Linked DNA regions of Homo sapiens: region 1 is linked to region 2. A link is an interaction called in ENCODE POLR2A ChIA-PET data of the cell type or tissue named here. Cell type or tissue: PC-9. All regions are shown on one strand. Each heading gives the region's core, and the rest is flanking DNA. Links, peaks and the distances in the headings are about the cores only. Region 1 overlaps HIBADH (3-hydroxyisobutyrate dehydrogenase). Region 2 overlaps TAX1BP1 (Tax1 binding protein 1).

Region 1 (7,539 bases), core at 1,944-5,943, 140 kb after region 2:
GAAAGGTTATAAAATTAAAAGTAAAATTTTCTTCAACTCCGACCCAGTAGTCCAACTCTCCAGGTGTAAGTACTGTTTCGTGTGTATCCATACAGAAAATCAGAAAAATTAATGCATATGTATCATTTTTTCTTCTCTTATACTGTATCCTATAGATAATGCTCAGCATTTTTTTTCCACTTAATAACTTATCCTGGAGATTTTTTCCTATAATTTTAGATAAATGTCACCTTTTTTTAAACATTTGCACATTTCATTGTGTTGATTTACTGTGAATTATCAAGTGTCCTACAATGTACATTTAGTTATGAATTAAGTGCCCTATTAATATATAATTAGTTATGAATGAAGTGCCTTATTAATACATAGTTATTTGCAGTTTTTTGGCTGTTACAAGTAGTGCTGTAATAAACTATATCTTTGTGTTGTTCAGAATTTAATACATAGTAGGGATTGCTATGGCCCATAGTTGGGCACCTTGTTTGTAAATAAAATTGTATTGGAACACAGCCATACCCATTTGTTTGTATGTTGTCTATGGCTGCTTTCAAACTAGAGTAGATGAATGAAATGGTTGTAACACCATTTCACAATGGCTCACAAAGCTGAAAATAATTTACTGCCTGACTCTTTAAGACAAAGTTGGCTGGCCCCTCATGTGTAGTATATATTCTTAGAAATGGAATTGCTAGGTCAAAGAGTATGCATGTTTTAAATTTAAATTCTAAATAAAAGTTCAAATTTTTTTTTGCCAAATTACCATCCAAAAGGTCGACCTAATATACAATTTGACAGTATATGAGAGCATATGTTTTCATCAGTTATTTCTTACCAAGAGTAGTTTTTATCAAAGAAAAAACTTATCCAACAGGTGAAAAATGGTATCACATCATTTTGTTTTGCATTTCTCTAATTATGACAAGTTGGGTATATTTTTAGAGGTTTTCTGGGGGGTAATTTACATATTTTCTGTTGTCATTTTGTGATTTTTGCCTACTTTAAAAAATTATTCATGTTTTTCTTCCAGATTGTAAAGTTATTTTACATATAAAACAAAGTAGCTCTATTTTTGTCATGTGTTAGAGTGTTTTTCTTATTTGTATTTTATCTGTTTGTGATATTTTTTCCATATAGATATGCTAATCTTTTTCCCCTTGTTTTATTATGAAAAATATGAAGCAGAAAGTATTGAAAGAATAATATAACTGACATCCATATACTCTTTCCTTAGAAACAAGTTGTTAATATTTTGCCACATTGACTTTTTTTCTTCCACATATATACCTATCCCGCTTGAATCATTTGAAAGTAAATTGCTGACATGACACTTTAACCCTAATGCTTCAGCATGAATCTAAGAATGAGGATATTCTCCTATGTAACCAAACTACCATTATCCTACCTAAGCCAATTAGCAGTGATTCCATGGTATCATCTAATGTACAATTTGCATTCAAAATTTCATTATTTTCTTAAAGGCTAGCTTTTTTTTAAAGTCAGGATCCATTCAGACTTCACACTTTACATTTGATCTATCACTTTAGTACTAATTGAGAACTGTCTTCTCTTGTTTGTTTCTATATATATGATACTGACTTTTTAAAAACAGCTTTATTAGCAATATAGTGATATATGATAAGTTGTACATAAAGTATACAGTTTGATTAGTTTTGATGTATATAAGCCGGTGAAGCTATCATCACAGTCAAGAGAGTGTGGCTGGGTGCGGTGGCTCACGCCTGCGCTCCTAGAACTTTAGGAGGCTGAGGCCCACTGATTGCTTGAGCTCAGGAGTTCGAGACTGGTCTGGCCAACATGATGAAACCTCATCTCTACAAAAAAATGCAAAAATTAGCCAGGACTGGTGGCATGTGCCTGTAGTCCCAGCTACTTGGGAAGCTGAAGTGGGATCATCTGAGCTTGGGAAGTTGAGGCTGTAGCGAGCTGTGATCATGCCACTGCACTCTAGCCTGGGCGACAGAGTGAGACCCTGTCCAAAAAAAAAACACAAAAAAATGGTAAACATATCCATCATCATACCCCTGAGATTGATTCATACCTCTGGAATATACAAATATTTGTATATTTTTCTTGGTTATAGATTTCTAGCTTGATAGTTGTTTTTTCCTTCTGGTATTTAAAAAATGTTGCACCACTGTCTTCTCACTTGCATTGTTTCTGATGAGAAATCTGCCTTTATCCTTATCTTTTTCCCTTTCTACATAGTGTGTCCTTTTTCCTGTGGCTGCTCTTGTGCGTTTGATTGTGATGCATCTTAATATGGTTTTCTTCATGTTTCTTGTATTGGGGTTCATAGAGTTCCTTGGATGCATGGGGTTTGTAGTTTTCATCAACTTTGGAACATTTTTGGCCATTTGTTCTTCACACATATTTTCTGCCCCACTTCTCTCTTCTCATTTGAGGACTCTAGTTACATATGTGTTTGGGTGGTTGAAGCTGTCTCACAGCTTATTGATGCTCTCTTTATTTTTTAAATTATTTTTTTCTTTGTGTTTTGAATAGTTTCTATTGCTGTATCTTCAAGGTTATTAATCTTTCCTTTGGTATCTACTCTTCAGTTAATCTTCTGGTATAATTTTCATCTCACATATTTTAGTAGTAGATTTCATCTCAAGAAATTTAATTTGTATTGATAAAAATATCTTTCATAATTCTACCTTTGGAATATATAGACTACAGTTATAATTTTTAACGTCCTTGTTTTCTAATTCTAACATCTGTTTCAGCTTAGGGTTGGTTTTGACTTTTTGACTTTTGAGTATACACGTTCCCTTGGGCTTCAGAGAGGTTCAACTTTGGCCTTCAGCCTCTTCATACTCATCTGGTGATTTTATTAACTTTTACAAATTTCACCTCTTAACTTTTGAGACAAATGGCTACCAGGTATATCTCTTTTTTCTCATCCTATCACTGAAACCTTGGTCATGGTATTTCTTTTTTTTTTTTGAGACAGAGTCTCACATTGTCGCCCAGGCTGGAGTGCAGTGGTGCGATCTCAGCTCACTGCAAGCTCCGCCTCCCAGGTTCATGCCATTCTCCTGCCTCAGCCTCCCGAGTAGCTGGGACTACAGGCGCCTGCCACTACACCCGGCTAATTTTTTTTGTATTTTTAGTAGAGACGGGGTTTCACCATGTTAGCCACGATGGTCTCGATCTCCTGACCTCGTGATCCGCCCGTCTCGGCCTCCCAAAGTGCTGGCATTACAGGCGTGAGCCACCACGCCCGGCCGGTCATGGTATTTCTAATAGTCTGTTGGACATCTTTTCAGCTCATTGACAGTTCATAGTTACCCTGGGTAAAACTGAGCCAGCTCTCCTTGATTTCTTCACTTAGGTATTGATAACACTATTCTCTTACTGTCATTTTGGACCTCACCCTTATTTTAGCCTATAATCCAATCCATTGTTTTATCCTTTTACTTCTGTCTTTGAAATAGTTTTTATACCTGTCTTTTCCTGTGGCTACCACACTTTATTAATTTTGACTTTGTTATGGACTGAAATTTTATGTCCCCACAAAATTTATATGTTGAATTCCTTTTTTTTTCTTTTTTGAGACGGAGTCTCGCTCTGTCACCCAGGCTGGAGTGCAGTGGTGCGATCTTGGCTCGCTGCATCCTCCACCCCCTATGTTCAAGCAATCCTCCTGCCTCACCCTCCTGAGTAACTGGGATTACAAGCACATGCCACCATGCCTGGATAATTTTTGTATTTTTAGTAAAGACTGGGTTTCACCATGTTGGCCAGGTTGGTCTCAAACTCCTGACCTCAGGTGATCCACCCACTTTGGCCTCCCAAAGTGCTGGGATTACAGGCGTGAGCCGCTGCGCCTGGCCAAAATTCCTAACCCTCAATATAATGATATTAGGAGCTAGGCCCTTTGGGAGGCAATTAGATCATGCGGATAGAGCTCCTGTGAATAGGATTAGTGCTGTTGTACAGAGAGACATGAGAGTGGCTTCTCTTTCTGCTCTCTACCATGTGAGGATACAGTGAGAAAATGGCCATCAGCAAACGAGGAAGTGGACCTACCAGACACTGGATCTGCTGTCACCTTCATGTTGGACTTCCTGGCCTCCAGAACTGTGAGAAATAAGTGTTCGTTATTTAAGCCATTATGGTATATTTGTTATAGTAGCTCAAACTAAGGCATCTAGAGGATTACTGTCACTTTTATATTGGTCTTCTTGCCTCCAGGCTCTTTTCTTCAAGTTCATTCATTGTACACTGCTGCCTCATTTCTGTTCCTAAAGTGTAAGTCTCATCTGTCATTTCTCTTGCCCACTGTTTCAATAACTACCTCTTGCCTACAAAATACAAGTTGTTTAGCATCCTTCTATCCTTCCACATTATGGTTGCATTTTTTTTTTAATCTTAATCTCTTGCTGTTTTGTTTCTTTGTGCATTCTTTAGGAAGAATAGAGGGCAGTATCATACAATGTTTACAAGTGGAGACTCTAGAATTAGAATGTCTGGATTTGAATCTTGGCATTACAACTTAGTAAAGTATTAGGTATTTTACTTCAACTCAGCATCAGGGTTCTCAGCTGTAAGATGGGCTTCATATATAGCATATGGTAATAGGTCTGTTTATAAAGTGCTTAGCATAGTGTCTGGCATGTAGTAAAATTGCAGTAAATATTAACTATTACTGTCATTTCTTCATGGCTCTTCTAGTTCCTTGTATATATTCATGTTCCTTTTTCTGTATGGAGTTCCCCTCCTCCTTACCCTCCTATCCATTTGAAATCCTACCCCTTGTATAATATCCAGGTCAGATGCCACATTCCTCAAGTTCCCACACCATGAATTCTCATTTTTCATCAGCATTGTGTTTTTATCTTTAACTGTCTTATGTTAGTGTTTATGTACATGGTTTATTTCTTCTTGGTTTTAAGCTTGTTGAAGGCAAGGACTGTGTCTCTTACCTTCTTTGGCATCTCTTTTGGTACATGTGATAGTTGCTTAGTGTTTGTTGAATTTGTGAATGAATTGTGGTTCTACGTGACCATACTTATGAATTGTTTGACCTAGAGTGAATTGCCTGTTAAATTAACTGTCTTTAAATTATAATCTTCCTAGTTGCTGAAGTTTTTAGATTGCTAAATTACACCTTTTCAACCTTAACACAGTAATGCCACATTTTCTTTCTGGCTATTATTGCTAGTTTGTTTATGAGCATTAGTTAGAGTTCTCTGATGAAGTGTACTCATTCTGTTTAATATCAAAATAAAATTTCAGTTTGGTGTCACTTTTCTGTCATTGAATTCCTTGCAGGCCAGAAAGACAAACTATACCAGTGTACTATTATACCAGTGTACTATTATACCAGTGTATTAAACTTAGCGCCTGTTAAATGATGTTGCACAGAAATGACACCCACATTTAATGGAAGTGTTAGAGTCAGTCATTAAGTTAAAGGAATTAAATATGCTTCCAACCCAAGAAGACCTCTAGTTCTTAAGCATTAGGGCTTCAAATAATTTGCTTTTAACAAATCTCATTCCATTCAGATTCAGTTCAGGGAAGAGCAGATTAAGTTCAGTTGAGGGGACCTGAAACTTAAAAGAGGGACTGTGATTAGTTGTTGCACTACAAATTTTAAAGCTGGAGTTCTTGAAAGAAAAAAGAAAAAGAATGCTGGGAAATGGAAGAGCAAGGAGAGTTACTTCTCTCTTTTCCCTCACTAGACTGTGAGCTTTTAAAGGACAGGGACCATACGTTGCTTGTGTCTGTCTCTGAGCTCTGTCATAGTACTTCATGCAGTGAATATTTATTGAGTGGAGTTCTAAATCTAGAAAGTGAAAAATTGCATCTAACGCTATTTCCATAGTACTGTAAAGCCTCCCCACTCTGTAACGCATTACTTTGATTCATATGCCCACGGAGTAATTTCAAAAAGTCTTATATGAAAAATAAAAGAATAAATAAAACCTGTGTAGTTTTTAAGGCTTTTTTTTTTTTTTTTTTAATGGCAGCCTGGTCAACATGGTGAAACTCTGTCTCTATTAAAAGGACAAAAATTAGCCAGGCATGGTGGTGCGTGTCTGTGATCCCAGCTACACCGGAGGCTAAGGCATGAGAATTGCTTGAACCCAATAGGCAGAGGCTTCAGTGAGCCGAGATTGCATTACTGCCCTCCAATCTGGGTGACAGAGTGAGACTCCGTCTCAAAAAATAAATAAATAAATAAATAAATAAATAAATAAATAAATAAATAAAAATATAATAAGGAAGTCTCTCTTTTCTGAAAGTTCAGAGTTGTTAGACCAAGGTCCTGATACTGTTACACTTGCCATTTAAAGCCTATGGAGGTATCTCCCCTTTCTACCCCAGGACCACCTTTATAAACTGGTGATTCCATTCTCCTGGGTTTAACATCTTTTTGAGTTTTTTTTTTTTTGTATCATTGGAGGGGATGGTTTCTGTAACTGTGGGAGTGGGAAGGTAAAAAGTTTTTCCATTCTTGAAGCTGGTCCAAGACTTACGTCTTTTTGAATACTTTCTGTCTTTTATACACATTATTAAGGGAGATAATATGGAATACTTCACATTATAAGTAAATTACATATTAGGTGTTTTATAAATGATAACATTATTTAGTTTATTGTTAAAAATGGTAAAAGAATGTTATACAGGTACAAAACAGGAAAAATGCTTAAAATTTTGTGAATGTGCCCCAGAAAACTAAATAATTAGAAGTTAGTCTGCCTGCACATTGTTGATAACTTTAAATGTGGTTAGGTCCATTAGTTTAAAATTTGCCTTTTAAAAGTTAGTGGGTTTTTTTTTTAATAAATATTATTATTTATTTTTGAGATGGGATCTCACTGTGTTGCCTAGGCTGTTCTAAAACTCCTGGGCTCGAGCAGTCCTCCTACCTCAGCCTCCCAAGTAGCTGGGATTATAGGTGTGCACCACTGCACCTGGTTCCTGAAAGTTTCTTTTATTAAAAAAAAAAAATCTAACAATTGACTTGCTAATATTAAATGAATGTTTACAATAAAAAATGTTATTTGCCCCTATTGAAAATAATGTATTGAAATCAGTGTGTTCTAGGTCAGTGGCTTCAAAGACTCCAGTTGGATTCATTGGACTGGGCAACATGGGGAATCCAATGGCAAAAAATCTCATGAAACATGGCTATCCACTTATTATTTATGATGTGTTCCCTGATGCCTGCAAAGAGTTTCAAGATGCAGGTGAACAGGTAAGACCTTTTCTTTAGATTTGTTTTAGATTTTGAGAATGAAAAATGAATATACATTCAAATAAGTGACAGCTTCTTAGAAGTATACCCAATGGAGTTGTAAACCTAATTCAGTGTTAATTTTATATATATGTAATCATTCATCCAACATCCAGATTTGCAGTAAAGGAGAGTTCTCGTTAGACATTCAGGGGTATCTATTCTTTGGCAGGTGACTTGGAACATTTTGCACATTTGGTCAGAGGGCCTTGTTTTAGCTCTGTATCAGTTTTCTGAGATAGTAACTTTACTGATTGTGCTGTTAAAGT
Region 2 (7,539 bases), core at 1,733-5,732:
AAAGGTAAGCTAAGTCATTAACATTTTATAAATCTCTTTCACTTACAAGGTAGTTAACTTACCTGCAAGAGTTGTTTACATTTATTATACTTTTCTGTTTTGTCAGCAATTTCTTTGGTCATTTCACAGACTTGCCCCTTTGTTACTATGTCAAAATCTGCCTCTGCTGTAGAAAGGCAGAATATAAGACTGTTAAAAAGTATTTTGCCCCTTATATTATCTTCCTGTTCAGAATAACTTAAAGGTCAGTATACTGTAAAATATAGTAAATGGAATGCTGAAGGACAGAAATATCTATTCATATCCTAGATATACAAAGAAGGATATATAAACTCTAGTTGAGAATTGTTAAATGTGTGTTTGGCCAGAACCAAGTTCGCATTCAATAATAAAGGATTATTCTTTGATTTTTTAAAAATTTGCTAAAAAGCGGCCGGGCACGGTGGCTCATGCCTGTAATCCCAGCACTTTGGGAGGCCAAGGCGGGTCGAGGCCGAGGCAGGAGATCGAGACCATCCTGGCTAACACGGTGAAATCCTGTCTCTACTAAAAATACAAAAAATTAGCCAGGCGTGGTGACACACACCTGTAGTCCCAGCTACTCAGGAGGCTGAGGCAGGAGAATTGCTTGAACCCAGAAGGCAGAGGCTGCAGGGAGCTGAGATCACGCCACTGCACTCCAGCCTGGGGGACAGAGTGAGACTCTGTCTCAAAAACAAAACAAAACAAAATTTGCTAAAAAGAGTTCCATAACAGCACAAAAATTGTTCTCCTTATATAACTGAATAGACAGGGTAAGTAGGAAAACCATACTCTGAGAATTCTCTTTCCCCTCTCTGAAAGCCAGGGTCTCACTATGTTGCCCAGGCTAGCCTCAAACTCTTGAGCTCAAGTGATCCTCTTGCCACAGCTTCCAGAGTAGCTAGGAGTACAAGCGCATGCCACCATACCCCACCAAGAACACATTTTAAATCATTCTTCTAGCCCTTCATTACCACTAAGTCTTTATTAAGTAAATACCCTATAACACCATTTTAGGTACTACAGAGGATACATGGAAACAGAAGGCTCAATTCTGTCCTACAGGGGATAAACCTAATATTTAATAGTCTAAGATGTTTACATTTAAAAAGACTTAAAAGATCAATTACTACACACACTAAACAAGAAAATATACTTTCTCTAGTATTTAACGTCATTACTGTCAAATTTACATAAAAGTGAAAAAATCAGGACAGATGAAAACCTAGTTAATCCAAGTTTTCATGTTATTAATGTTCTCACTATGTCTCTCTATTCTGTTCTATAAGTTAATAAACTAATAAAAACTTAACTCATCAGCCAACAGGTACATTGACAAGGGAAGAAGTACCCCCATTGATCCAAAGCAGCCAAAAATAAATGAATAAATAGAAAAATATGAGAATAATAGGGGATTTTTTCCCCTGCAGAATTTAAAAATTAAAATCCACAAATAAAATGCTTCAAAATTCCATAGATTTAATGGAACATAAAGTAAAAATTCAATTCGTGGCTTTTGTCCTATGTAGCCCAAATGAGTACTCACAAGCACCAGCTCATTTTTAACATGTGTGAATAGTCTCAAGAAGATAACTACTAGTTTACATTCACATTTTATATGTTCATGTTGTGTATATTCACCACTTGCATGACTCTATTTTACATTTATACCCTTATTTTCTTGTTGCCTCAATTCCTTCACTTATCACATGAAAATTTTTATGAACATCCTGAAATTCTAACACATGGAAGAAGGCAGTATAAGTACTTTTCAATGTAGGACACCCTACACAAAAAGTCTAAAAGATTTTTACCTGCAGAAGGTGATGGCTTTACATCTACAGTAGAGGCAGAAGTGGCTGGGTCTGTGTTTACTGAAGCATCATTCACTTTCTGCTGATTCCCCGTTTTCTTTGTGAAGACATTATTATTATTAGCCTATTCAAAATGTTAATAAGTTGTTAAATGAGTCAATGAATTAGTTATATTTCCTCCTTGCAGTAACTAAGTAAATAATATTTTTACATATTACTTTAGGAAATCCTAAGAAGTCCACAAAGCTGCTCTTGTTTTAAAAGCCAACAAAGACTAAAGTTATACACATCATTTTGCTAACTGACCTAAATGTTGCAAAAGAAATATACTATATTTTGCTTTTTCTTATAAACTCATCAAAAGACCACCAAAATAAGTCATTCACAGAAATCTACTACAAAGTTATAACGTACTCAAAAGGCCCCAGGCCAAATTCATACATGTGAGTGAGTCATACTTAAAGTATCATATTTTTTCACAAAAGCCTTCCTACTTTACTACATGCATTCCTTGCTTGTCTCCTCTGATTTAAAAAAGTAGGACCAGGAAAGTATCATATGCATCACATAGTAAAAGAGAGCTATAGTACCACTTTCAATTTCAGGTTTTAAATATGTTTCTTCTACATTTCCAGGAGTTCCTCAGATAGTAAGCCTTGTATTTAAGCACAGTTTAAGGACCCACATTGAAACATACATACCTCAAAACAAAAACATCTTCTTTGGTATATTACAAATCTACCTACCTATTCTCAAATGGAATAAAAAAGAATTAGCTAACACTCTTTAACTGTTCCTAATCTAATAGGAATAGGAATCTTCATAATATGAGTATGAAGAACTTGCCAATTACAACTGAGACACCATCTAAGACCTAGGGATGATTAATGGTGAACTCCAATGAGGATAGATGTCATGGTCACAAGAGTCAATAATAAGTATTGAGTTTTGAGTGACAGATATTTATCAAGAACTTAAGAGGGAAATTATCTAGAAAAGAAGACTTTTTTCTGTTTTTTCCTTGCTACTGCCCTTGCTTCCTTTGTTGGCTGTCCAGTAAATTAAAATTCCAGACTTTTTTAAAGAAGAGTTATTACAATATTTGGCCAATGACTTGAAATCAAGCAGAGATAAATAATATTTAAAAGGTTGATATTTGGAATATTACAAATTTGATTTTCGAACAAAAATACTAACAACACATTTTACTATGTGTAAATTTAATGATACTTACTGATTGATCTGAAAGTTTGTTTATTTGTTTTTGGAGCCTTTGGCATTCCTTAAATTTTTCTTTATAATGGTCTGCAGCCATCTGAAGACGGAGTTTCAGATCTTCAACTTCTCTTCTTAGTTCGTGTTCCAGTGTATCAGTCTTGTCCTAGAAAGAAACAAACATTTGAAGAAAAAAATAAAAATCTGATACCTCCTAATGTTAATAGTAACCCCAACTTCAATCTTACTTTTTTTCTTTTTTTTGTTTTTGAGACAGAGTCTTGCTCTGTCACCCAGGCTGAAACACAGTGGCCCAATTATGGCTCACTGCAGCCTTGACCTCCTGGCTCAAGCAATCCTCTTGTCTCAGCCTTTGGACTAGCTGGGACTACAGCTGCACACCACCACACCTGGGTAATTTTTGAAAATTTTTGTAGAGATGAGGTCTCACTATGTTGCCCGGGCTGGTCTTGAATTCCTGGGATCAAGCGATCTTCCCACCTCAGCCCCCCAAAGTGCTGAGGTTATAGGTGTGAGCAACTGTCCCCGGCCACTTTTTTATTTTGGGATTTTGGCTACAGAGCAACATAGGGTCTCTTGTTAAGTCCAGTTTTACATTCTTAGGACTAAGGTTCATTTAAAAAACTAGAGAAAAATAATCCACCTCCTGAAGAGCAATTATTACTCCCTTAAACAACCATAATACTGTTTTATACAGCTAGTAAGAAATTCCAAACAAAACAATACATATCTGACATCAATATATTTAATCAATAGGGCAGCTTTCACCAACCATTAAGAATTCTGCTTACAGAAGTTTTCCTTACAGCACACATTAACTGTAAGCCAAGAAGTCACAATGACTAAACAAAAGGAATGAAAATTTTAAATTTAAAATAAGGCAGAAATCTGACCTGTCTTATCTTAACACAATTTACTACTTTGTGAGATTATAGTGGTTTCTTAAATCAAAATGCAAATTCAAAATTAACTTGTTTTACCTGATCTTTTTTCATAGCATTTAGTTTAAGTTCTGCCACTGCATCAGCTAACTGCTTTTTCACTTTCTCGTTTTCCAAGCGTGCAGTATGCAGGTCTGCCATCGTTCTGTCTCGTACGTTGACAGCATCACTGAGTTCTTTAGCCAGAAAGACAACTTCTTGCCGAGTTGCCTGAACCTGTTCCTCTGCTTTACGAAGTTGCTCCTTTAAAAAACAAGTATCTTCCTGAAGAAAGCAGATAAATATATTTGTAATTCAACCACTCAAGTAAAAAACAGAAGCAGAAACAATTTTCGCACATATTTCAACAGGGCCAAAATTTTAGATATTGGTTTTTCTACTCATGACTTACAGAGTATATGCCTACAAAAAACTTAAGAAGTAACTTTGTTTTAGGTTCCCTCTATAACAACCCTATGTACTTGGTTTCACTGCTACTACTTTATACACAAGGAAGCTAAAGTACAGCGAGTCAGGCAACATACCCAGTGCTTAAGGACCTGCCCAAACTGAGGCTCAAACAAAAGATCCCATCCCCCAGAATCTCTTCAGCTAGAAATACTGACCCTCATTTTGTATGACTACCAGTAAAAATCATTCCGAAAGCTTCTTTGTAACACCAAAAATTTTGGTTAAAAGATGTTTCCTACTTTCTACCCCAAGAGACATCCAATATAATATAAATCTATTTCATATCATTATAAAAACACAGAACAGATTTAGGCCTTAGTTCTAAAAACAAAATATTGATATACAAATAGTAAAGACGAGGCATTGGGAAAATGAAAAGTAATTCATACTGCTTGACAAACCTAAAAGTATCTTTAAAAAGCTAAAATTGCCATGGTGAAATTATTTCCTTTAATATTAATGTTTAAACATTATAACATTTAAACATTATAAACACAATAAATTTAGTTTATTCAACTTCCTGTTTTTAATCTCTGTACTAAAAATAATGTAAAATCAGGAAAAAAATGCAACCCAATATTGGTTTCTAAACTGTTAGCCCCTTAGAAGGAAATGTAAATGATGATTTTATGCAGTGTTGGCATGGACAAAATCTTCGGAGGCATCACACTAATAGATCTACCTATAAAAAGATCGCCAACTTCTATATGTCAAAGGAGAAGAAAAAGAACTAGAAGAAAATTATATGTAATATATTCAAGAAAGGTATAATAATACTTGATATAAATAACTTTTCTAGTCAATAAGGAGAAACAAAACAAAAGTCAAAAGTCATGAACATACAAAATTTTCTAAAGAAATAAATGCGATTATGCAGTAAAAAAATTCAACTCACCAACAATCAAACAAATAAGTTAAAACAAATGCCATTCACCTTTCAAACTAACAAAGATCAAAAAAACAGTAACATTCCAATATTTGCATGGGTTTAGGGCAACTGGCACATTCACAAACAGGTGGGCTTATATAAACTGTAACTGGCATCTTTTCTCATCAGATATTTACAACATTCATCAGCACCTTAAAAATTCTCACAGCTTTTGATCTAGCAATTTTATTTCCATAAGTTTCCAAGAAAATTATCAAAGGGTATAGACATAGGTTTAGCTTTACAAGGATTCAATAAAATACTAAAATAATGAAAAATCATTAAGAACCTAAAATGTCTACCAACATGAGAATTTATGATAAACTATGATATACTACCTCTATATAATCAAAGTCTGTGCAGACATTACAAACAATACATATCTCATATACTCTTGGTGGGAATAAAAAAATCAATAGAACATTTTTTTGAAAGGTAATTTGAAAATAACTATCAAAATTTAAATACTCATTGACCCAGTAATTCCACTTGAAAGAACTTATTCTACGGATTATAAATGTGCCTACATATTGCTATAAGGATGTTTACTGCAGGATGCTTATAAAAGCTGAAGACTATAAACAATCAAAAACAATCAAAAAACATATACTACACAGTTGTTAAATGAAGAGAAGAAATACTAGGCAGTTGTTATGATGAATGAAAAAGATCCACATGTGTATCATAGTGCAAGATATCCATTTATAAATTTTTTTAAAAGGAAAAAATGTATAAATTCTAATTTGTGTTAAAATATAAATATACGTATATTCATAAATTCAATAATAACTTACTTATCTGAGAAGGGATGAGGATTACATTTTACTTTGTATCCTCATGTACTGTTTAAATTTTTTTATAACCATCACCTCAAACTACTTTCACAATCTTTTAAAAGCTTTAGCAACTAGTAGTCATTTTTCTCAGGTACTTCCATAACTACGCTTTTCCTCACAGAAGTCTTGCTTAAATAGGAAAAAGATGCTTAGAGAAATTTTTAGCATCTTATTAAATAACAAATAATCAAATACACTTCTCATGTTTGCACTGGCAATCTGTTACATTAAAAAGTAACAAGGATTAACCATTAATTCTAAATGTCATGCGCTTCTGACGTTTTAGGTATTACATTAACTATGTCTGAGTATTTTTAATAGCAAATTACTAAAAATAACATCATAAGAAATAATGAATCAATCAAGGTAAATCTATATAATGGAATATTATGTGGCCATTTTTTTCAAATGAGGAAGATCTCTACAAACTGATATGGAGTAACTAGCAACTTATTTTGTTCAGTGAGAAAAAGGTGCAAAATGGTATGTATAGTAGCGCTACCTTTTTTAAGAACGAAGAGGATAAAGAAGGATGTATGTACATGTACACATGCATATATAAGCTTATTTTTACAAAAAGAAACATAAGAATAAACTAGAAACTTATGAAAATGTTTATCTATGGGCATAGGTAAGAAAAGGGTTTAAAAAAACAAGGAAGAGATTGAGACCTCAGAGTAAAATTTTTCTATCATTTTGACTTCTGAACAAAGCAACTGTTTTACATATTCAAACAATAAAAATAAATCAAACAGAAGAATAAAAGCAAATATTAAAATTAAATACAAGCAAATGAAATTATATTACAAATTTATAACATAGGTATGCAAAAAAATAGTTCAAGTAACTTTTGAACATGGCGTTTCTATACATCCTTAGTGAAACATATTCTAAGAAAAAAGAGCTGTAAAAATACCTTAGCTTTATTTAGTACATTTATTGTTGGAAGTGGCATTGATGTAATAATTGTGAAAACACTGGTGTGTACGGCTGGATGGAAACACATGAGTAATAATGATGTTTGGGAAACAAGAGTTCTCACATTGCGAGAAGAGAGATATAAATATGGAATGGAGCAAAGGAAGGAAGAATCCTAAGGTACTAAATCTGAATTGGAGCTATCAATATAAATTAAAGATGCAAAATACCCACTGAATGTGCAAAGCAGCAGCCCCATAGTAGCAATAGGATCCAGTTCTTGGTTTCAAAATACCATTACCTACTAAAAAAAACAGAGTTTCTTGGAGAAATGGTAATATCAGGTCTGGGGGAACAACCTGAAGTTAGAACATACAGTTGTGCCATAAAGCAAG

The links. Peaks named below come from ENCODE experiments on the same cell type or tissue, not always from the same donor. Only the 100,000 strongest peaks of a DNase experiment are listed, where the experiment ranks them.
Region 1: POLR2A ChIA-PET joins it to region 2 with 5 read pairs; 2 of 35 experiments call an interaction of 5 or more read pairs at or near these places.

The regions. Positions count from the first base shown.
Region 1 is chr7:27,649,165-27,656,703 of GRCh38, reverse strand. HIBADH (3-hydroxyisobutyrate dehydrogenase) reads left to right here. Exons shown (of 8, transcript NM_152740.4): 2 at 7,071-7,231. It overlaps LOC105375211 (a long non-coding RNA gene), which reads right to left. Exons shown (of 3, transcript XR_007060268.1): 2 at 4,054-4,104. Among named protein-coding and RNA genes, the nearest start is that of HIBADH, 9.9 kb to the left of the region's middle. In PC-9, for the core only: no CTCF peak of the experiment used is centred there; no DNase peak of the experiment used is centred there; H3K4me3 peaks cover 305 bases; H3K27ac peaks cover 984 bases.
Region 2 is chr7:27,788,743-27,796,281 of GRCh38, reverse strand. It overlaps TAX1BP1 (Tax1 binding protein 1), which reads right to left. Exons shown (of 17, transcript NM_006024.7): 9 at 4,052-4,276; 10 at 3,070-3,216; 11 at 1,836-1,959; 12 at 63-166. Among named protein-coding and RNA genes, the nearest start is that of TAX1BP1-AS1, 52 kb to the right of the region's middle. In PC-9, for the core only: no CTCF peak of the experiment used is centred there; no DNase peak of the experiment used is centred there.